Regions from separate parts of the Homo sapiens genome. Here region 2 is linked to region 1. A link is a contact called in ENCODE Hi-C or POLR2A ChIA-PET data. All regions are on one chromosome and are shown on one strand. Each heading gives the region's core, a stretch centred on a gene start or an enhancer-like site at or near the end of the contact. The rest is flanking DNA. Distances are from core to core; before and after follow the strand shown.

Region 1 (6,447 bases), core at 1,528-4,027:
TCTACTAAAAATACAACAATTAGCCAGGCATGGTGGCGCATGCCTGTAGTCCTAGCTACTTGGGAGGCTGAGGCAGGAGAATGGCTTGATCCTGGGAGGTGGAGGTTGCAGTGAGCTGAGATCGTGCCATTGCACTCCAGCCTGGGCGACAGAGACAGACCCCATCTCAAAAAAAAAAATTAATAATAAAAATAAAATGCTATTAAAAACTGTCTGCTAGACAATGGGTGACAACTTAGCTGTTACTATCCAATTAAAGCTGTTGCTTTCCTTCCAAAACTCAACTAGCTGCCATTAAACTGGGGCAAAGGGTGGGCAGAGGACAAAGGTCTGAAAGATCTGAGTCTTTCAGTTTAAAAACCATTTTTAGACAAGATATTTGGCTATTGTTACTCGCACATGGAACTGATGGAAGGCAAATGGAAAAGATGCCTACTTAGTTTTTGAGGGAATTGTACTGCCAAGCATCCAAGCCTAATCTGCCAAAGCCTGTGACTATTCAATGCCTAAAGCAACCTTTGTGCCTCCAACTATGTATTAACAAGAAACAGGCTATGAAAGCTGTGCAGCAGTCCTCCCACCCCAAAGGGCAAACTCATCACTTCCTGCCTCAGACATAACCATGGGGAATAATGGACACAGAAGCACCTCCCACAGGACGGACGGCTGACTCCTGATGTTTAAGAAGAGAGTCCCCTCTGTTCTTGCTCAGCAGGATTTGATAATTACTATAGATCGACTTCTGGGACTTTCACATTTTCTGACTGGTAGTTTTAATTGTGGTTTTCTTGTTCTTACTACATCACTGCATATGTAGTGGGTTATGGGAAAGATAACTAATCTTTTAGTTTATGGTTTGTGCTATGGTTTGAATATGGCTCCTCCAAAATTCATGTTGAAACTTAATCCCCAATGTCATCATAGTAAGGGGTCGGGGGGTAGTCTTCAGCAGGTGACGACATCACGAATGAAATTAGTACCCTTATAAGAGGGCCTGAAGGGAGTCTGGCCCTTTTTTGCCCTCCCACCATGTGACAATTCAGCAATAGGTGCCATCTTCGAGGCAGAGAGCCCTCACCAGACACTAAATTTGCTGGTGCCTTAATCTTCGACTTCCTAACCTCCAGAATTGTAAGAAATAAATTTATATTATTTATAAAGTACACAGTCTAAGGTATTTTGTTATTGCAACCTGAACAGACTAAAACAGCTTGCAAGATTGTGAACATCATATCTGGATTTGAAGACGGAGACTACACTTCACTCAGAGATCTTGACTTTGATCTGGAGGCAGTCCCTGGGTTTCTTCCCCTTGAGGAGGGATTGTGTCCTACATGGGGATGCCCATATATTTGGGGAGGCCAAAGGGATAAACTGTAGCAGAGAGACTGTTTAATTGTCTCACAACATTTGTTTTCTTCTATTTTAAAGTATTAGGACCTTAAATGTTTAGCTAGGCACCTGCTGCTAGAAGGACTGCTTCCCAGTCTTCTTGATTCTCTCCCGGTCATGGGATTAACGTTTGGTTAGTTAGATGTAAGTAGAAGTAGTGTGAGCAACTTCTGGAAAGTGTTCTTAAAGGCAGGGAGCTTTTCCTGCTCTCTACCTTTTTCTTCTTTCTCCTGGATGGAATGGGATATGCGGGATGGAGCTCAAGCATTCATTTTGGACGATAGGATGATTTAGGAAGTGGAGATTATGCAGTTAAGGCAGAAAAATAAAAATAAAAAAAATCTGATTCCCTGCACTGTGGAGCCCTTTACCATCTGTGGACTACCTATTCAGGCTTATATGAAAGAGAAATAAACTTTCATGTTGTTTAAGCCACTGGTTTTTTTTTTTGTTATTGTTTTTTAAGGGAGGTGAAGGTGTTGGGGAGTAGGGAGAGTTCAATATCCTGCTGCCAAACCTAATCCTAACTAATTCATGACAAGTTACTTTTTTGAGTTACTCCAGTTTCCCTGAAATGGGCAGATCTGGGGGCCAAAGACCAAAGTGGTTTAGAGAGACCACAAATTGAAGTAAACATGATGCCATCTTATTCTGTGACATGTCAGTTAGAGGAGAATTCCAAGCTTAGGGAATTTGCATTCTGTCATACCACAATTTATATCATCATCAGTATCTCTAGGAAAAAGGGTTACCTATCTCTCTTTGTACTGAGACACTGGAACTTTAGAAACCCAAATTCATTTATTCCTATGGGTTTTAGCCAAGGAACTTGCCTGCAAAGCTTCCTGATTAGACAACCGTCTGCCAGGTTGGTTTGGGAAAAAGTGCTCAACTGGCACAGAATATCTATGGCTCTGGAAAATGACTAAACTATTCCAAACGGTTTTAAAAGCAAATCCATTTTTAATATCTCAACAACTGTTTCAATTTTGTTCTACCTAGTTTGGTATAAATCTATTTTTAATTTCTAGCTCCTTACAGCCTCAATTGACTTCAGTTTTTATGTGGAAATTTTTATATCTTATTTCTTCCAAATTCTACTTTATTAATTTGATGCAGTTGTAGTCTGCCTCTGATTCCACGTAATTACTTAATCATTTCACTATAATATTGACTCAAAGATTTTGTTATTGGTTACCTAAATATTACTAGTTCCCTTCCATTTCCTCTCTTGCACAATGACAGCGCTTGTTTATAAACCTGCTTTGAAATCACCAAGGGTGAGGAGCAACATCAAGATAAAGTACTGTGTTGTTCTTTCCTTGGAAATATGCCTTGGCTTAAATTTGAACTTGGGGTATAAATTGTAGAAGATTCTGCCAAGAGCGCTCCAGTTCTGATATGTGGCGTTAGTTGAATTTCTGCTTCCAAGCAGGTTATTATGCAACTTGAGGGAGATGGGAAAGAAGGGTCAGGCAGGAAAGGATGGATTTTATTCCCGGGCTATAATACTGTCATCATATTCAGAAATCCACATCTCCTTTTCTCCTTCCTTTTCTGCTGTCTCCTTTCCTTCCTCATTTTCTTTTTTGTAAATTTTCCAGTTACTTCCCTCCCACCATCTCCCCTCCCTTTCTGCCTTCCTTCATCCCACAAGTATTCACTGAATACCCTGGTAGTTAATCTTTAAAGATGGTGCCTCGCCAGGCGCCATGGCTCACGCCTGTAATCCCAGCACTTTGGGAGGCTGAGGTGGGTGGATCATGAGGTCAGGGGTTTGAGACCAGACTGGCCAACGTAGTGAAACCCCATCTCTACTAAAAATACAAAAAATTAGCCGGATGTCGTGGCGAGTGCCTGTAATCCCAGCTACTCGGGAGGCTGAGGCAGGAGACTCGCTTGAACCTGGGAGGTGGAAGTTGCAGTGAACCGAGATCATGCCACTGCACTCCAGCCTGGTGATGGAAAGAGACTCTGTCTCAGAAAAAAAAAAAGAAAAAGAAAAAAGTTGGTGCCCCCAGTGAACTTGGAGGGGTCACATGTAGGCACTCCAGACAGTGGGCGGAGCTGAACTCCTGGCCAGTAGCCAGCATCCTGTGTCAGCCAAGTCTATCAGATGACTCCCGTCCCAGCTGCCATTTGACTCCAACCACATGAGAGATTCCCAAGGAAGAACCACCCAGTTGAGCCCAGTCAGCCTATGAGATTGTGAGATTCTAATAAACTGTTGTTTCAAGTCCCTGTATTTTAGGATGGCTTATGATGCAGCAATAGATCATTGAAATGAGCATTTACTATGAACCAGGCACTGTTCTAGAACCTGGAGAGTAAACAAAACAAAAATCTGTGCCCTCATATACCCATATGCTAATGAGAGATAGTCAATAAAAAAGATAAATATACAAAGGGTAATAAAAGCCAAGAAGAAAAAAAACAAAGAAAGGGAATATGAAGCATGGAGATGGTGGAGATGTTTTGGTTAGGTAGCCAGGAAAGGACTCACTCAGAAGATGACTTTTGAGTACAGAACTAAGAGAAGTGGGGAATCAGGCATATGGTTATCTGGGGGAAGAGTGTCTTGGGGGAGCAAATAGTAACTGCAAAGTTCCTGGTGTGGGCATCTGTCTGGTATATAGTCAAGGAACAGCACAGAGGCCAGCGTAGATAGGGCAGAATGAACAAGGGGGAGGTAGTTGGCAATGAGGTTGAAGAGGCAAGGGGTGCAGATCAGTAGGGTCCCGCAGGACAGAGGAAGGACTTTGGCCTTCATTCCCGATGAGAGCCTCTGGAAGACTTTGAGCTGAGGAGTGATGTCATTTGGCTCATGATTTAACAAGATCACTCTGGTTGTTCTGTTGAAACAAGAGAAAGCCAGGGCAGAAACAGGCCCATTAGCAGCGTTTGTGATCATGCAGGAGAGAGACGATGGTGACTGCGATCGGGGGGTGGCAGGGGTAAATGGTGAGGGAAAGGGTACATTCTAGGTTTATTTTGAAAGTATGATTGATAAATGTCTGGGCGCAGTGGCTCACACCTGTAATCCCAGCACTTTGGGAAGCCAAGGCAGGCAGATCACTTGAGCTCAGGAGTTTGAGATCAGCCTGGCCAACATAGCGAAACTCCGTCTCTATTAAAAATACAAAAATTAACCAGGCATGGTGGTGCATGCCAGTAGTCCCAGCTACACAGGAGGCTTGATAAGAGAATTGCTTGAACCCAGGAGGCAGAGGTTGCATTGAGCTGAGGTTGAGCCACTACACTCCAGATTGGTGAACAGAGAGAGACTCTGTCAAAAAAAAAAAAAAAAAAAAAAAAAAAAAGAGAGAGAAAGTGTAGTTGATAATAGATTAAATTTGGGTTGTGAGAGAAAGAAGTAAAAAATAAAGATCTGAGAAACTAGAAAATGAAGATCACATTAACTGAGTCGGAGAATGCAGCAGAAGGGGCAGTCTGAGGCAGAATAGCCGGGGTTTGTTCTTCATTGTCTAATCTGTGCCATTCCTTCTCTTTCCTTCTTTCTTTCCTTTCTTCTTCTCCTCCTCCCCCTCCTCCTCCTCCTCCTTCTCCTCCTCCTCTTCCTCCTTCCTCCTCCTCCTCTTCTCCTTCCTTTTCATCTCCTTCTTTTTCTTTTTCTTTTTTTTAAGATGGAGTCTCACTCTGTCGCCCAGGCTGAAGTGCAGTGGCGAGATTTCGGCTCACTGCAACCTCTGCCCCCCGGGTTCAAGTGATTCTCTTGCCTCAGCCTCCCAAGTATTTTTGTATTTTTAGAAGAGACGGGGTTTCACCATATTGGCCAGGCTGCTCTTGAACTCCTGACCTTGTGATCCACCTGCCTTGGCCTCCGAAAGTGCTGAAATTACAGGCATGAGCCACCGTGCCCAGCCTTTTCATCTTGTTCTGTTTCATTGAACTGGGATGCCTCTCTACCCAGTTTGAGATGCATATAATGTACCCAGTCATTTCCCAGAGCACATTATTCAAGACCCCCCCATGTTAGTAATTGCAGGAAGTCCAAAAGGGAAAGCTAGCCTTTCCCCCTCCAAATCCATAGCTACTATTTTAGGTCCAGGGAAACTTGAGTGCAAAGTGTCCAGTCCTGTTTGGTCTTACCTTAGTGTACTCACTGGGCAGAGAGATACTTGGCCAACATGGGTCATGTTCCAAACAAGGCAGTTGGGTAGTCTCCTCCTCTTGTAACAGCCACTGAGATTTGGGATAACATGCCTCGCCTTGGCAGCAGCATCATTCTAAGAACTGATCCATTCCCCAGAGTTATGCTAGTGACCTACTCACAACCCAATCTCTAGGACTGCTCAGGAGAAGGACACTTTGGTTCCCTCATTCCGTTGCTTTCTCAAGCAGAGTTAGGCATCTCATGGACACATAACAGCAGAGATCTGGGCTGAGGAGCAATATAGCCACAAGATGATTTAGAACCTTGGTAGAAGAAAAGGTAGGTTAGAAAATTCAAAGTGGTTGAGCCTTTCTGGTGGAAGGTAAGAATTTCAGGAAGTTGAAACAATTCAGAATCATCAAGTCCGGAAATAGAAGGAATACCTGAGCCCCATGCTCCACCTGCCTTATGGTGGGTCTTTGAGGAAAGGTGCTCTTCATATGCTCAGTTGTGAGGACCTTATACTGTAGTTGGTCTTAGCCAGTAAATACCGAATAGTGAGTAAGTCTTAAGGATTGCAATCAGGAGTGTGCTGCTAAATGTTTAACCACTGGCTTCCCTGGGGGATGCAGGGAGGAAACCCTGACTGATAGAGCTGGCCAATTTTCTTGGTGTAAATACACCCATCATGACTGATTTCAAGTTACTAATGTGACATCACTCAATGTGAAGTTGGAAATGCATAGTAGCTCATCATTTTGTATAAAATTTTTATCAGTTGCAATAGATATTGTCACACACGTCCATGTGAAGAGACCACAGAACAAGTTTTGTGTGAGCAACAAGGCTGTTTATTCCACCTGGGTGCAGGTGGGCTGACTCTGAAAAGAGAGTCAGCGAAGGGAGATAGGGGTGGGGCCATTTTACAGGATTTGGGTAGG
Region 2 (6,583 bases), core at 807-3,306, 48 kb before region 1:
CAACCTCCCTTCCCCAGAGTTTAATATCCACGTCCCCTAAGGTCTCTATTACTTTTCCAGCTGAAGTTAGCTAATCCCCAAATGGGACACCAACCTGTACACATTTATCTACTCCCACCTCTGAGAAACCGTACTGCCCACTTTCATACCTGAAATGCATTTCCTCCTGCTCCTGGCTCCCGACTCTCCAGCCCCACCTGCTCCATGGAACTTTTCAATAATAACAGCCCCTGGCCTCAGTTTCATCTCTATAATTGTGACAGTCCCATATGTACAGTGATCTAATAACTCATTCACCCAAGCCTTTAAAAAACACCTATGATCCATTCTGCCATTCACTTATAACTGGTTCCATTCCATTTTGGACTTTGTAATCTTGCACAATGTCAGAAACAGAGTCAATATTCCCTTAATGCTGCGGAAGTACTAAAAAAAAAAAAAGATTACAAAGCAAAGTAGCAATGTCCTGTATTGAAAAGTAAAGTTGGACACAAATAATTTATTCCTTCAAGGGTCATAACTGTTTTTACTTTGACTAATGTGACTCAGTACCCTGTGCTGTGTCATGCCGTGAGTTACACACTATGGTCTTAACTTGGAACTTACTGTAAGGATTTCTCAATCAAAGATGATGGACTGTAATGTCTTCTAATAAATAAGAAAACGTTTCAATGCGCCAGCTTTCAGAAAATGGGAAAACGAATAGTTGTACCAAAAATGTGTGTGTTTTTTAACTCCTCGCTGCAACATAAGCAAAGTAGTGTACACTGGACAGACACCAAATCAGCTAATATTCGCTTCTCAGTACATCCTAAAGGGATAAGCCTCAAAAATATCTGCATCCAAAACCACTGAGATGAAATCACTAGGCTTAGCAGCAGCATCAACAGTAGCACCTCAAAGTAGCCAGGGAGGGCCAGACAGCAGCCAAGATGCAGTAAGGACTGAGCTCATACACATAAGTTTCTTCTATAACACATAGACTTTCTAGAATGTATCCTTTTAGTAGGTGGTATTTATCCAGCATCATTTTGAACCTTCCTTGTTCAGACCAAAGCAATGAAAAGGAAGAAATTCCCCAAATACTAGGGGCACATTTTTTAGCCAGCTGAGTCTATTGGTTGGAGATGTCAGAATTTCAACTCTTCGGCTAGACATGGTAGCTCACACCTGTAATCCCAGCACTTTGGGAGGCTGAGGCAGGTGGATCACTTGAGGCCAGGAGTTCGAGACCAGCCTAGCCAACATGGTGAAGCCCCGTCTCTACTAGAAATACAAAAATTAGCCCGGTGTAGTGGCACATCCCTGTAATTTCAGCTACTTGGGTGGCCGAGGCATGAGAATTGCTTGAACCCGGGAGGCAGTGGTTGCAATGAGCCAAGATTGCCCCACTGCACTCCAGCCTGGGCAACAGAGCAAGACCCTGCTTCAAAAAAACAAAAGTATTTCAACTCTTCTACCCTTCAGGAAGGGTGTAAAAGCCAAAGTAGTAGCAATATTTATACACATCTCAAGATGTCTGTGTCTCTTCTCACTGTGGTCTGGGGCATACTGGGAAAAGGGCAACCTGTGGAACATCTTCCAGGCTCTTTCCTAGGCTGAAGGGAGAAGACACAAGTCACATTTGTGAGGGCTGAGGCTTGATTAGTCAGCCCCAGCTTACTCATGGCTGATATCCTCAATCAAAACTTGCACACATAAAAGAAAATTGGTAATGATACGAAACAGTCTGTCATCTAGAAATGGCTTATTAGTTTTACTGTTTCTGTGACTTCCCCCAGGGGTCTGCCTGAAAGCCCAGTTAGCCTGGTGGTGGGGACACTTCTGTACCCTAGAGAACCACAGGGAAAGATCCTTAGTGTGCAGGAAATGGGCTGCAATCAGGCAGCAGTCGCCTACACAAGGACCGAACAATTTCCAGAGCCCTCAGAGGCACCAACCCACTGTTGTGAAGAGGCACCAGCCAGGTGAGAGACAACAGGCACAGGCTGCAGGATTATAAGGAGTGCTCAGAAGATGGGCAGGAAGCCAGGGCTGGGCCAAGAGGCCACATGGCCAACAGCAGGGGTCAGCATGAACTCAAAGAATTCTGGAGATGGAAGGGGAGACCTTTGGGATCAGCTAGCCCAACCCTTATTTTACAGGGGCTGAGAGCTGTTCAGCAACTTGTCCAAGGTCACAAAACTAGTGAGTAGAAGGACAAGGGCCAAAATCCAAGCCTCCTGTCTTGAAAGACAAGGAAACAAATGTTATCACAATTTAGCTAATTATATCAATTCCTTTCAGTGTTTTCAAAGATATATTTTGACTAACATGGAAAGACAGACTAGTGTACTGTGGTTATGAACCCACACTCTGGAGCCAGACTACCTGGGTTTGAATCCCAAGTCTGCCACTTACACTGTGACCCTGAGCAAGTGACTTCACCTCTGTGACTCAGTTTGCTCATCTATTAAACAGGGGTAACAACAGTGCCTACTCTCATGGGGCTATGAAGCCTCCTAAATAAGTTCATCTATGGAAAGTGCATTAGCTGGTTCCGGCTGCTGGGGAGGCTGAGGTGGGAGGATCACTTCAGCCAGGGAGGTTGAGGCTGCAGTGGGCTATGACTGCAACATTACACTCCAGCCTGGGTGACAGAGACCCCCTCTCTTTAAAAAAAAGAAAAGAAAAGAAAAGCGTAGTGCCTGGCACAAAATAAATGCTACAAAAAAGGTAGACAGGAATTTATTGGGAAGGAAAGAACCCTCATATTGGTTTCTCTTGCATCGCACCTGGTCCCCAACCCCCAATTCATCTTAGTCATAGGTTACTGCCTTTTCCCCACAACGCCTAGGGCTAATGCTTCTAAGTCACACCCCTCTCTCCTAATCCATTCAGGCCCAACCCAGTCAGATATTAGCTCAACCAGCCAAAATGGTGGAAGAGGCAGAAACTCTGAATAAATGCTTATGTCACTACTAGCCATCCAGCCTATCTCCCCTTAGATCTCTGCTGCCAAAACCCTGAACTCAGAAGTTACCTCTCTTGATCCTCACCTCCTACTTTCCTAGACTACCCATTCCCTTGCACCTCAGAATCTGCTTTTATGCCATCATCATGCCCTCCAGGCCCTCAAACCTTCTGCAGGTGCATCAAGCCTGGAAGCCCCACTCACCTGCCTATCCCACGTGTACTCCTTGGCTAATCTTTCCTGTGATGTTCTCATCAGTTCCCTCGGTTCCTTTATCACTCATCCTTCCACTCTCATTCCATGGAGAGACCACATGATGCTGTCCCTCCTAGGCTGCCAAACTTGGTGGGATAAAGCCACGAAACTAGGCCCACTGCCTTTACTACAGACCTATGCTATCCTCCATCCTTCACTGCTAACTGAATGACTGTCACATTCCCGTGGGGTCCAGCCCCAGCCCACTCTCCTCCAGCTCAGACTCTGACCATGGCTTTGCCTCAGTCCCACTGAGAAAGCCCAGACTACCAAGTAATTTGTATGCCAAACCTCCTCCAGACATGCTTCTTAAACTTTAGCATGCATTTGAATCCCCTGCGGATCTTGTTCAAATACAAACTTTGATTCACAAGTTTGGACCTGAGATTCCCCCAGGTGCTGCCAATGCTGGTGGTCCACAGAACACAGTTGGGGTAGCAGAGTTCTAGGAACTTACATACACTAATGTTTGCATTCTTCTAAATATATTGTTTTTAATCTTCATGGAAAAACCTCCAAGAGAGGTATTATTCCCATTTCACAGAGACAGAAAGTGAGATTCAAAGAGGTTAGAAAACCTGTCCAAGGTTCACACTGAGGGAAGACAGGATTCAAATGAAAGGCTGATTCTGAAGCCTGAATCCTATTTTTTCCTCTTTTAATTGGGAGATGAAGTAAGGCTGGAAGGGTATAAAGAACAGAAGTAGATTTTAAAAACACACATGTAATGGTTTATTTGTAATACAAACTATTAAAATCTTCTTAGCTAATGTGAATAAGAGAAAGATGGATTATAAAATGCAAGAGTCCCTGTGCTAGAGATTCTGCCTAACAGCCAAAGACCTAAAAGCTATCAGAGAGTAAGTTAATTCCACCAATCAACACAGAAGAAGACATCCAGAGGGACACAGAGGAAACTTTATATGTGTGCAGATAAAGAAAGGGAACATACAGGCCGGGCGCAGTGGCTAACGATATTTTGGGAGGCTGAGGCAGGAGGATCACTTGAGGCCAGGAGTTTGAGACCAGTCCGAGAAACATAGCAAGACCCTGCCTCTAGGAAAAAGATAAAAAATTAACCAGGCCTGGTTGTGCAGTCCTGGCTACTCAGGAGGCTGAGGTGGGAGGACTGCTTGAGCCCAGGAGTTTCATGCTGCAATGAGCCGTGATTGCACCACTGTAATCCAGCCAGGGTGATAGCGTGAGACCCTGTCCTAAAAAGAGAGAGACAGGGAACAAGGGAACATATAGAAAACCTCTAACTAGCATGTCTGGGGAAGCTTTGGGGCTACTCTTAGGGCTGAAAAGTCTGAGATCACTGCAGAGACTGCATGCCATATCAAACTGCTCTCTCCATGCTCTCCTCTCCCTCTCCCTTCCCTCCTCTCTGGCTCTTCAAGGCTAGGGCTTCTATTTGCACCCCAACCCCCCTGTGCCACCTTCTCTGGAGTCCACACCCAGTAGTCATGCCTGCTCACTGCTCTTCAGCCTGTCCTTTGCCACCAGAGTCTCCCAGCTGGCCTGTGGGCCTGCTTAGAGACGCCTGGATCCTGTTTAAGTTGATCTGGTTCTGCCGTGCCCTGAGCCACTACCCTCACAGTGGTCTTCTGCTCCACACCACTTGAAAAGGTGGGCGATCGTTTCTGACTCAGAGTTCCTTCCCCACCCCACCCACTTCTCAAGTTCTGTGATTTCCCTTCCTCCTTCACTGGGCAGACTTCACAGTGCCCATATCCAAGGGCTTCTCTGTCTTTATCCTTCCAGTTCTGTAGCAGCATGTGACCAATCCCTCTTTAACAAGTCCACTCACACCCATCTCTGCTTGGCTTCCGACAGCGTGCTCTCCCAGTACTTCTTCCGTTCCCTGACTACTCCTAGAACTCTCCCTTTCATTTCCTGTCTCCTCACTGCAGGCATTTCCAAGAACCTGCCCTTGACCCTCATCTCAATCGTCCACTTTCTGACATCTAGTGCATTTTGTCCAACTCTTTGAGGGCAGATCTGAGTCTGCTCTGCTCATACAGCAATCCTCAGAACAATGCCCGGCGTGTAATAGTAGGCGCTTGCTCAATATTTGCTGAATAAATGAGCTGCTAGCCGTGTTACTGAGCTTCTCACCTTGCATCTTCAAACAGCTCATTCCAAAGCTAGGGCTAAAGGGCTGTAGTTCACCAAGTGAAGGAGAGAACTGCCATCCTTCGTCAAATCATAGCACACACAGGAAATGACAGTATCTGTACAGCTCTCTGGGTACGCAGGCCTTTGGATTTAGAGGCAGCTCCTGCCCTGTGGGTATCAGTATCATGACAACCCACCTGAAATCCATGTGAGTCCCTTACTGAGGCCCATAAGCTGGGGAGTTCTGTCTAGTCCAGCTCTAAAGAAGAGCAAGGAAGAGCCATTATCAGAATATTCTTGGCTTGGAGTCACTTTTAAGCTCCAAGAAGTAACTCATCTGTCTGCCCACTATCTCTATTTCATTAGGATTCCAAGGTAGCACCCACTCTGAAATGTGCCCGGAACCCTTAGGCACAATTCCACTCTTCGCTATTCTAAGCCAAATTCATCCTAGACAGAGCAACAGTAGCCACGGGTTCTTCTCCACTCCTATGAAATATCCCAAGTGAGGTAAATATTTTCACATTCCAGCTGCTTGTAAAGGTGTGAAACAGGATGCAATTAAGGTCCCAGAACATTTTACTTAAACTTGAATCATGCTGCTTAGTGACACAATACAGAGTATTGTGGAGAAATCAGCCTTCAAAGAACACAAGCGAATGCACAGAGCCATGATCTCCAGCCTACTGGAAACGCATATTGCTGGGACACGACAGTGTTAACTTCTGGGTCTAATTCTGTTGCTTCCCAAAGACTACAGTTGGTGTGGGGAGAAATAGTCCAAGATCGAAAAAACCACTGACTGTGCCAACTGCAGCACTTCACCTTTTCCAGAAGATAAATTATGAAGAATTTTTGCCAGTTCAAGTTATTTTCCCAAAGCAGAGTCAAATGACCCTTGCAACCCTGCCTTTAAGAAACCAATGCAATTAAACAAAACAGCTATGAACTGCCTGGACAGCATCCTTCCAACTTCATTTGATAAAGTGAGACGCAGACACACATCGACAGACAAGCACACACCTTATTTAACTGCCAGACGCAGTGCCAATATGAAAATGTACATTCAATCTACGGGGGGAAAATCAGCTCAGCAGCTCATCGCTAAAACAAAACAGCCACATAAATGCCGACTAGCCTGCTGCCTTGTAAGGAATGATCACTGACAACTAGAGTTCCTATTCAGCAGGCTAATAAGAATAATTATAGCCAGGGCAGGCATTAATCAGCTTGGCAGATACAGGAATTCTGTTAACA

What was found. A loop is a pair of places that touch in the nucleus more often than their neighbours do. ChIA-PET counts read pairs that join two places held with the same protein, here RNA polymerase II (POLR2A). Pooled maps may share reads with other maps.
Region 2: a map of ovary shows a loop between it and region 1 (2.2-fold over the local background). The contact joins two enhancer-like sites. A Hi-C loop is called at or near these places in 13 of 168 maps with a recorded cell type or tissue (CD4-positive, alpha-beta T cell, CD4-positive, alpha-beta memory T cell, CD8-positive, alpha-beta T cell and 7 more), 2 of 37 single-sample maps with no recorded cell type and 19 of 50 pooled maps. POLR2A ChIA-PET finds 5 or more read pairs at or near these places in 12 of 52 experiments (CD4-positive, alpha-beta T cell, CD4-positive, alpha-beta memory T cell, GM12878 and 9 more).

Annotation. Positions count from the first base shown.
Region 1 is chr1:116,868,246-116,874,692 of GRCh38, reverse strand. No RefSeq gene overlaps it. Among named protein-coding and RNA genes, the nearest start is that of PTGFRN, 38 kb to the left of the region's middle. RefSeq lists an enhancer at 3,372-3,666. Within about 2 kb of position 2,777, at least 2 of the 41 ENCODE cell types and tissues checked have a DNase peak (open chromatin) inside an H3K27ac peak, as active enhancers do.
Region 2 is chr1:116,915,489-116,922,071 of GRCh38, reverse strand. The region is part of intron 1 of PTGFRN (prostaglandin F2 receptor inhibitor); the gene reads right to left. Among named protein-coding and RNA genes, the nearest start is that of PTGFRN, 8.9 kb to the right of the region's middle. Within about 2 kb of position 2,056, at least 5 of the 41 ENCODE cell types and tissues checked have a DNase peak (open chromatin) inside an H3K27ac peak, as active enhancers do.